Linked DNA regions of Homo sapiens: region 1 is linked to region 2. Evidence: chromatin contacts called from ENCODE Hi-C data. All regions are on one chromosome and are shown on one strand. The core of a region is the stretch at or near the end of the contact, and the rest is flanking DNA. Distances in the headings are between cores, read along the strand shown.

Region 1 (4,867 bases), core at 1,798-4,297, 2.2 Mb before region 2:
AAAGTGATGGATCTAGAATGGAAACATTCTTAGAAATAGAGCCGCTGAGCACAGGAAGGATAAAAGCCAGCCAGGGCGGTACACACTTTTCCTTCCCAGCTCCCCTAGCTGTAGAAGCTTCTGTTTATGATTTGGAAATGGAATTGTCAGGCCCGGCGTGGTGGCTCACGCCTATAATCTATAATCCTAGCACTTTGGGAGGCCAAGGCAGATCACCTGAGGTGAGGAGTTTGACACCAGCCTGGCCAAAATGGTGAAACCTTGTCTCCATTAAAAAATACAAAAATTATCTGGGCATGGTGGTACGCGCCTGTAATCCCAGCTACTTGGGAGGCTGAGGCAGGAGAATCGCTTGAACTCGGGAGGCGGAGGTTGCAGTGAGCCAAGATCGCACCATTGCACTCCAGCCCAGGCAACAGAGCAAAATTCCATCTCAACCAAAAAAAAAAAAAAAAGAAAGAAAAGAAAATGGAATTGCCATAGTACCTAACTCTAAAGTTGATGCAAGGATTAAAAAAACAAGATCATACATGAACAGTTGAGTACTCAATCAATAAATGAATGCAACGACTATTGTGGTCATTGTATAACAATACTATTATTATTGGTAGAGATGGGGGTCTTGCTATGTTGCCCAGGCTGGTCTTGAACTCTTGGGCTCAAGCGATTCTCCTGCCTTGGCCTCCCAAAGTGTTGGGATAACAGGCATGAGCCACTGTGCCCCCTGTAATCCCACCACTTGTCGGAGGCTGAGGCAGGAGGATTGCCCGAGCCGAGGAGTTTGAGACCAACCTGGGCAACACAGTGAGACCTTGTATTTTTCAAAATAAATTAATTAAATGTAATTAGCTGGGCACGGTGGCTCACACCTGTAATCCCAACACTTTGAGAGGGCTAGAGGGGCAGATCATCTGAGGTCAGGAGTTTGAGACCAGCCTGACCAACATGGTGAAACCCCATCTCTCTAAAAATAGAAAAAATTAGCCAGGCATGGTGGCAGGCGCCTATAATCCCAGCTACTCAGAAGGCTGAGGCAGGAGAATTGCTTGAACCCGGGAGGCGGAAGTTGCAGTGAGCCGAGATGGCACCAGTCTGGGCAACAGAGCAAGACTCCATCTCAAAAAAAAAAAAAATTGCACTCAAATGGATGTTGGGTCAAAGGAGCGTCTTATTCTTTAGGAGGTCAAGAGCAAAGTGATAAGGGGGTATCACTCTTCCTCATACTCAATCCTCTGTGGCTCCTTTGACACTTACACTACCCGCCCCCCGCCCCATGCTTTTTCACTCCCTTGACACAAGTCTAAAGCAGAAACATCTAATGAGAAAAACTAATTTGTTTTTTTAGAGATCGATTCTTGAGACATTGACCAGGTTGGAGAGCAGTAACTATTCACGGGCACAATCAGCATGCACTGCAGCCTCGAAACTCCCAGGCTCAAGTGATCCTCCTGCCTCAACCTCCCAAGTAGCTAGGACTACAGATGTGTACCACGGAGCCCAGCCAATAAAAACTAAATGAAGAGTGGTTGCTACGTACCAGGCACTGGAAGCACTTCGCACATGCTAACTCATTGAATCCTCATTGCAATCCTTTGTGGTAGGGGCTATGTTTATCCCCTTTGTACAGGTGAGGGGACTGAGGCACAGAAAGATTAAGAAACTGGCCCTAGGGAATTCCCATTTGGGTCTCTCTCTCTCTCTCTCTCTCAAAAAAAAAAAAAAAAAAAAAAAAAAAGAAATAAAAAGAAGCCTACCCTAGGCAAAATGGGGTGGGGTTGGGATAGAGGGGAGGGACACAAAAAAATTTGAAAAAAAAGAAAGAAACTTGCAGGCCAGTGCAGCAACTCACATCCGTAATCCCAGCACTTTGGGAGGCTGAGGCGGGCAGATGGCTTGAGCTCAGGAGTTCAAAACCAGCCTGGGCAACATGGCAAAACCTCGTCTCTACAAAAAATACAAAAAAAAAAAAAAAAAAGATTAGCCTGGAGTGGTGGCATGCACCTGTAGTCCCAGCTACTTGGGAGGCTGAGGTGGGAGGATGGGGATGACTTGAGCCCAGGAGGCAGAGGTTGCAGTGAGCCAAAATTGTACCACTCCACTCCAGCCTGGGTGACAGAAAAAGGCCCTGTCTCAAAAAAAAGAAAGAAAGAAAGGAAGGAAGGAAGGAAGGAAGGAGAGAGAGAGAAAGAAAAAGAGAGAGAGAAAGAAAGAAAGAGAAAGAAACTTGCCCAAAATCACAGGAAAAGTAAGGGTCCAGTTGGGATTGGAATCCAGGCAATCCTGCTGCATTCCACCCTCCCAGTTCATCTTCTCTAAGAGAAGCTCATAGGCTAAAAGAGAAATAAATGCTGAAGAGTCAAATCTCTGTCAAAACCAGAAATGAAACCTCACATCTGGCAAGTAAAATGTGGTTTCCTAGGTTCAACAGCTTCCCAGGTATTTAAACACTCCCATGGTGGAAGTGAGAGGATTAGCAGAAAGAAGAATGAAAAATCATAACCAAATTACAAAGCCCAAAGAAAAATAAGTACAACTTACAGGAAGTTTCAAAATCAAAAACTCAGCTGGTTGCCATGGCTCACACCTGTAATCCCAGCACTTTGGGAGGCCAAGGTGGGCGGATCACTTGAGGTCAGGACCAGCCTGGCCAACATGGTGAAACCCTGTCTCTACTAAAAATACAAAAATTAGCCGGGCATGGTGGCGCTGGCCTATAATCCCAGCTACTCGGGAGGCTGAGGAAGGAGAATAGCTTGAACCTGGGAGGTGGAGGTTGCAGTGAGCTGAGACTCCAACACTGCGCTCCAGCCTGGGTGACAGAGCAAGACTCTGTCTCAAAACAAAACAAAACAAAAATCAGAGACTCAAAATACAGCTCTGAAACATCCAAAAACCTCAAGGAGTAGAAGAGGGCTTTGTTTTGTTTTGTTTTTTGTTTTTGAGAGAGCGTCTCGCTCTGTCACCCAAGCTGGAGTGCAGTGGTGCAAAACGCAGCTCACTGCAGCCTTAACCTCCTGGACTCAAGGGATCTACCTGCCTCAGCCTCCCATGAAGCTGGGATCACAGGCACACGCCACCATGCCTGGGTAATTGTTTTTGTATGTAGAGACAGGGTTTCCCTTTGTTGCCCAATCTGGTCTCCAACTTCTGGGCTCAAGCAATCCTCCCACTTTGGCCTCCCGAAGTGCTGGATTACAGGCATGAGCTACCGCACCCGGCCTCTTTTTAAATGCAGACTTGAGACAAGAAGGCAAAAGTTACAAGAAATACAACCACAAATTCTATTTTCTCCAGAAAATTTAGTCATGATTACAAGCCTGGGAGTTAGGTGGTAATGAAACCAGCCACATGAACGTCACCAAGCAGCTGTTATTTCTCCAAAACCTTTTAGCACGAAGCTAACAGAGACGAGATCTAGGGCTAGTATCTCCTGGGACTTATGAGTAAGAGCCGGCACCTAGAGTACCTGTCACTATAGAGGGTGATGTCACCGCTGATTCAACCTGATATTGAAAAACCTTACCAGGAGAGGCCTCTCAATGTCGGTGACTCAGGGCCCCACCCCACCTGTTCATAAAGTAAGTGCCCAGGTGTTTGCCTCACTGCTTATTCAAGGGATGATGTTTTCCAATAGGAAAGCCACAACTCTCCCCACCAACAAGTTGGTCATCTTGTTCCCTTTTTCAAACACTCCCACATAGTTGTGGTGAAGAATTTGTTGGGGAGGAAGCCTCGTACTGAAGGTGAGATTCCAAAGTAAGTACCAGGTCCTAGGAACACTCGTATACATGCACAAAAAAAAAAAAAAAATATGCCCTAAATGATGCCTGTTTAGAAAATATCATCCCTCTGCAGGAAGAATCTTTAGAAAACTCGGCTAGGCACAGTGGCTCATTCATGCCTGTAATCCCAGCACTTTGGGAGGCCGAGGAGGGCTTATCACCTAAGGTCAGGAGTTGGAGACCAGCCTGGCCAACATGGTGAAACCCCGTCTCTACGAAAAATACAAAAAGTAGCCAGGTGTGGTGGCACATGCCTGTAATCCCAGCTACACCGGAGGCTGAGGTGGGAGAATCGCTTGAACCCGGGAGGCAGAGGTTGCAATGAGCCGAGATCAGGCCACTGCACTCTAGCCTGGGCAACAAGAGCAAGACTCTGTCTCAAAAAAAAAAAAAAAAAAAATTTAGAAAACTCTGCTGGAGCAATATTCCTCTTGGGCAACATGCTGAGGGGTGGGGAGTGGCTTGGAATGAGCATTATTTCCTGGTTTGAATCTGATACCCTTTAAAGGAGATGTTCCTAAAGTGGCAGGTCAAAAGAGAAAGATAAATAAATAAAAAATGAAGGAGATGTGAAAATGAGCCCTCAGGATTCCTTCTCTAGAAAATGCCTGGCCTGGCCGGGCATGGTGGCTCAGACCTGTAATCCTAGCACTTTGGGAGGCCAAGGCGGGGGTATTGCTTAAGCTCAGGAGTTCGAGACTAGCCTGGGCAACGTAACAAGACCCTCTCTATTTATTTTAACAAAAAATTTAAAAATTAAAAGAAAAATGCCTGACTAGAGAACAGTCTTTTTCAATGACATGAATATAGACTTGAATGTAGAAGTCCAGTCCCCTCAAGATACAGTCCAATTCTATTTTTTTTTTTTTTTTTTTTTTGAGACAGAGTCTTGCCCTGTCACCCAGGCTGGAATGCAGTGGTACGATCATGGCTAAACCTCCCAGGCAGCTTCAACCTCCCAGGCTCAAGTGATCCTCTCACCCCAGCTCCCAAGTAGCTGGGACTACAAGCATATGCCACTACACCTGGCTAATTTTTGGATTTTTTGTAGAGGCGGGGTTCTATCATGCCCAGGCTGGTCTTGA
Region 2 (4,901 bases), core at 2,363-4,862:
CCCTCACGCCTGCCTAATCCAAATTGGGCCCCTGGCTGGGGGAGGCCCTGCACTGATTGACTTAGCTTGGCTTCCTGAACGCATTGCTGGAACTAGGGGAGACGACTTCCTTTAGACCGATTGTGCCTACCCTAAAGCTTGGAAGCTTGGGGTGGGGTGAGGTTTCCCTGAAGCCCTTGGGTCTGTGGATGGACCCTGAATAAAGAATGGGCTACTTTTAAGGAGGTAAGCGGAGAGGAGGCAGGGAGGCAGCCTGTGGACACAAAGTTGTCACCTGAACTTGTAGTGCCTGAGTTTTGTTGCCTGGGAGTCCCCTCTGCAATGCTGTAGGATTTCCTTCCCACTCCTCCAGCCTCCCACGCAGCTTCTCCAGGTTTTCTGGGAGTCCTGGCCGTCCCACAGGTTGGTCTGCCCTGGCCTCTGTGCTGCAGTCTGCTCAGGCCCCGCTGCTGTTCTCCGTCCACTCTCCCGCTCCTCTGTCAAATACTCTTCTCTTCTGAGGACATGGGGGTGGTCTCAGAGACTAGGGGAGAATGTCCCTCTCCAGTTGGTGCCATGCCTTGCTGTTAGGGCCCCAAGACAGGGCTACTTGTGCCCTTGGCCTCCCAGAGTGCCTGCCTCACTCTTCCAGCCTCTTACTTCCTTCCATGCTCATCCCCTCGTGGGACTGGAGTCAGCCCCTCCCTGCCCCCTCCCCACTGAGAGCCTCCCATTGCACATGGCTCAGGTACGGCCACTCCCCCATGGCCAGTCTTGCCGAACCCAGCTCTGAGCGGGACCCACATGGAGCCACTAGTGGAATGGAGGATGTTAAAGGGAGAATTCCTCTGCTAGGCCTGTGAGGGTTGTCTGCCTGCTGATGGGCTTGTGCCCTCCAGCTGTGTCCATTCCTGCTCTCTCTTTCCTGTTCATTTCCTCCCAGGGCACAGGAAACCCACAGGAATACCAGGAATAGATGCCAGATTTCTCCTTCACCCTGGCTCGTTCTTCCTTCCCACTTTCTTGCCTTTTTTTCTTTCTTTTAAAGTTAACATTTAAAATGTGTAGTAGGCCGGGCGCAGTGGCTCATGCCTGTAATCCCAGCACTTTGGGAGGCCGAGGCGGGTGGATCATTTGAGGTCAGGAGTTCGAGACCAGCCTGGCCAACATAGTGAAACCCCGTGTCTACTAAAAATACAAAAATTAGCCAGGCATGGTGGCGCACACCTGTAGTCCCAGCTACTCAGGAGGCTGAGGCAGGAGAATCGCTTGAACCTAGGAGGCGGAGATTGCTGTGAGCTGAGATCACGCCACTGCACTCCAGCCTGGGCGACAGAGTGAAACTCTGTCTTAAAAAAATAAAAAATAGACCATCCTGGCTAACACGGTGAAACCCTGTCTCTACTAAAAATACAAAAAATTAGCCCGGCGTGGTGGCGGGTGCCTGTAGTCCCAGCTACTCGGGAGGCTGAGGCAGGAGAATGGCGTGAACCTGGGGGGCGGAGCTTGCAGTGAGCCAAGATCACACTACTGCACTCCAGCCTGGGCGACAGAGCGACACTACGTCTCAAAAAATAAAAAAAAAAAATAAATAAAAACTAAAATATGTAGTAATGCTCCCCAACTCCCACTGCTGATTTGAGAAGTAATGTGTTGTTAAAATTTGGAAAATACAAAAAGGTATAAAGAAAAAAAGAAAAGTCTCATGTAGTCCTGCAGCTTGAGAAAAGCACTTTTTACATTTTGATATTTTTCTTTCCCACCTTTCCAAGATGCATTGGTGAATACTTTTGGAAATGTGGTTGGGATATACACAGTTTTAGATCCTGTTGCTTTCACTGAACATTAGATTTGAAATTTTTCCATGCCATTAAATATTATTTTACAATATCATCCTTCAGTTACTGCGTGAATTTTCTGTTATATAGATTTACCAAGATTTAGTTTTTTATTGGTTTAAACAGTGCCGCGGTGAGCATCATGATTATTTTCACAAAATAAATTTTTTTGTTTTGTTTGAGTCAGGGGTCTCACTCTGTTGCCCAGGCTGGAGTGCAGTGGCATGATCATGACCCACTACAGCCTTAAACCCCTGGGCTCAAGTGATCCACCTGCCTCAGTTTCCCGAGTAGCTAGGACCATAGGCATGCGCCACCACCCCTAGTTAATTTTTTTGTAGTTTTTGTAGAGATGGGGGTCTTTCCATGTTGCCCAGGCAGATCTTGAACTTCTGGCCTCAAGTGATCCTCCCACCTCACCCTCCCAAAGTGCTGGGATTACAGGCATAAGCCACCACCCTGGTCCACAAAATAAATTTCTAGAAGTGAAATTGGTTTGCTGATTCATTGCCTAACCTGAGCACTGTCTCTGTTCTCAGGGTACAAGCTTTAAAGTCCCTTTCTCTGCTTAGAGTTCCAATCCCAAGTGAATTCTCCCATCACTCCGTGCCATGGCCCTTGCAGCATTGTGCCATAAGCCGCTCCCAGGCAGCAGGAGGTCGGGAATGCTTAGGGTCCTTGTCACTGCATGTCCAGTATTGCACGGATCACACTGTGCCCTGGTACCCTTGGTGACTCCTTTCATTGAGAGCCGTCTCAAGATCCTTTTGGGGGAATTGCATAGCCCAGAAGTTTTCTCTTAGGTGAATAAGCCCTTACAACTCTCATTGCAGTGGGAAGATGCCAGAAGTGGACTATGTAGTTCTGTCGGAATGGTTTGACTGGATCTTGAGGAACATGGACGTGTCTGTTGATTTGATAGGTGAGATGCACCCCTCCCACCTCCCTCTCTTGTCTCTCTCCTGGGTCCCTTGAGGATGTGCTTGGCTGGGCCCCAACCCTTGGGGGCAGTGGGTGAGGCACTTGCCCTTGGCAGTTCCTTCCCCATGGGAGTTCAGCTTTCTCCCTGAGGGCAGACAGAATTCGGGACTTCTGGTCTCTCATGGAGAAGAACCCTGGCCTTTGTTCTTTAAACTTCCCTCCCTGGCTCAGCTACTTTCAGACCCAAATCCACTGTGATCTGATGGGTTTTTCTAGTTTGCAAAGGAACAGGAAGGACAGAGCCTGAACATTCACTGAGACCTGCTGGGTGTGAGGCCTGTTTTGAGCTCTGTCTATGAACAGAATCCCATTCAGCCTCAAAACGACCCCACGGGGCCGCTGACACTGAAAGAGAATGAAAGTCGAGGCGGAGGGTCAGTGGTCAAGCCAAGAGCTGGCCCTCCCTGCTTCCTGCTCGAGCTGTGCAGACCTTCCTCCCGCCTTTGCCTGTGTGCCTGCTTTGCTTCCAAGCCATGAGCAGAGTCCTGAGAGCCACGTATTCTTTTAACCTCAGTTTACCTTCGGACCAATCCTGAGACTTGTTACCAGAGGTTAAAGAAGAGATGCAGGGAAGAGGAGAAGGTCATTCCGCTGGTAAGAGGCCTCTTTGACTTGGTTAAAGACAAACTGGGAAACCACCTCTGTCCAACCCGGCTTCCTCTCCCGGCCCCACCCCCATGAGATCATTGTGCCCTTGTTTGCAGAGAGAGAACAGGAACCAAGTGTATCAGAGGGTGAACTCTGACTTCCTGTTTGGCCAGAGACCCACGTGGATGTCCAGATCTGCTTGGCTTCCTGTGGTCGCTGACTCACAGTTTGGCAACCCTCCTGCTTGGAGGCGTTCCCCTCCCCTCCCCACCTGCCCCTCCCCATCTTGGCAGCACCAGGGCTTGTCTGTTCTGCCTCCTGAAGATTGCCTGGCCTTGTGCTCTCTGTGTCCTCCCTAGAATGCGAGTTCCAGGAGGGCAGGACCCAGCCCTCTTGTTCACTGCTGCATCCCTAGTGCTTAGCACAGTGCCCGGCACGGAGGCGGTGCTCATGCTTAGTGGTGTTTGCCCACTGGAGAGATGCCATGCCCTTCTGAGTTCTGCTCAGGCCACACTGACTCTCATGGGGACTCTGCCAGTATAGGCCCGGGCTGTGCATCTCGCCCTGGCCCTTCCCTCCTTGCATCTCCCTTCAAAATCTGGCCTCCAGGCTGCCGCCCGGCTGATATTTCCAATACTCATCACCACTCGTGCAATTTCCCAGCCCAGAACCTTTCAGTGCCTTGCTGCTGGCTAGAATGCAGTCCCCACTTTGTAATACGGCTTATGACCCGGCCCCAACTGCCTCTCTGGCGTTATCATCCTCCATTCCCTACTTTCTATGCTCTGGCTATAAGGAACTAGTTGTGGCCACACACAAACAACCACATACACAGTGGAGTTATGCAAATGTGCCTTTGCACAGTCGTTTCCTTTGTCTTTAAAGTGTTACTCAGATGTCACCTCCTCCAGGAAGCCACCCCTGACCTTCCTTCCATTGTAACCCCCCCCAAACCCACCCCCTGGCTTTCTGTGATCATGGGCCTTAGGACAGCATACTGACACTATTTGTTTATACCTTTGTTCCCCATCCCTCACTAATGTGAGCTTTTTAAGATTGGGTCTTATTCCCTCCGTGTCCTCTGCATGTGCCTTGGGGCCTGGTGCCTAGTAGTTGCTCAGTTAGTATTGAACTGAATGTCCCATGTGAGAAGCTGCCACTGGAGGGAGACAGAGGCTGGGCAAGCATTCAGTGGGGTGTCAGGGGCTCTGAGCTCAGGATAGGCTGGACTGGGGGCCCTGGGAAGCCTATCCAACTCCTGAAATCCTGCTCAGCCTTGTTTTTCCTTGGTGCCAGCACGATGCATTCCTGCCACGAGGGCCCAGGCGTCACTCTGGGCAGCTCCTTTGAAATCTTGGAGACAAGAATGCTAGGAAGATGGAATGTGGTGGAATGGGGCCAGGCTGGACCATGCTGTGATGCGCACAGCAGCTCTGTGCAGTGACCCAGATGCTCCCCAAGCCTGGGGGCCGTCCAAGCCGTGATCCAAGCCATTGTCTTAAGGGTTTGACCAGG

The links. A loop is a pair of places that touch in the nucleus more often than their neighbours do. Pooled maps may share reads with other maps.
Region 1: a loop to region 2 is called in a pooled map, with 23 times the contacts of the local background. The contact joins two enhancer-like sites. A Hi-C loop is called at or near these places in 2 of 37 single-sample maps with no recorded cell type and 4 of 50 pooled maps.

What each region holds. Positions count from the first base shown.
Region 1 is chr16:68,755,076-68,759,942 of GRCh38, reverse strand. All of the region lies in intron 2 of CDH1 (cadherin 1), which reads right to left. Among named protein-coding and RNA genes, the nearest start is that of CDH1, 20 kb to the right of the region's middle. RefSeq lists cis regulatory regions at 1,134, 2,615, 3,344 and enhancers at 1,062-1,206, 2,449-2,498, 2,543-2,687, 3,179-3,278, 3,272-3,416. Within about 2 kb of position 3,047, at least 16 of the 41 ENCODE cell types and tissues checked have a DNase peak (open chromatin) inside an H3K27ac peak, as active enhancers do.
Region 2 is chr16:66,515,627-66,520,527 of GRCh38, reverse strand. It overlaps TK2 (thymidine kinase 2), which reads left to right. Exons shown (of 10, transcript NM_004614.5): 7 at 2,651-2,739; 8 at 3,313-3,392. Among named protein-coding and RNA genes, the nearest start is that of TK2, 32 kb to the left of the region's middle. RefSeq lists an enhancer at 1-500. Within about 2 kb of position 3,612, at least 33 of the 41 ENCODE cell types and tissues checked have a DNase peak (open chromatin) inside an H3K27ac peak, as active enhancers do.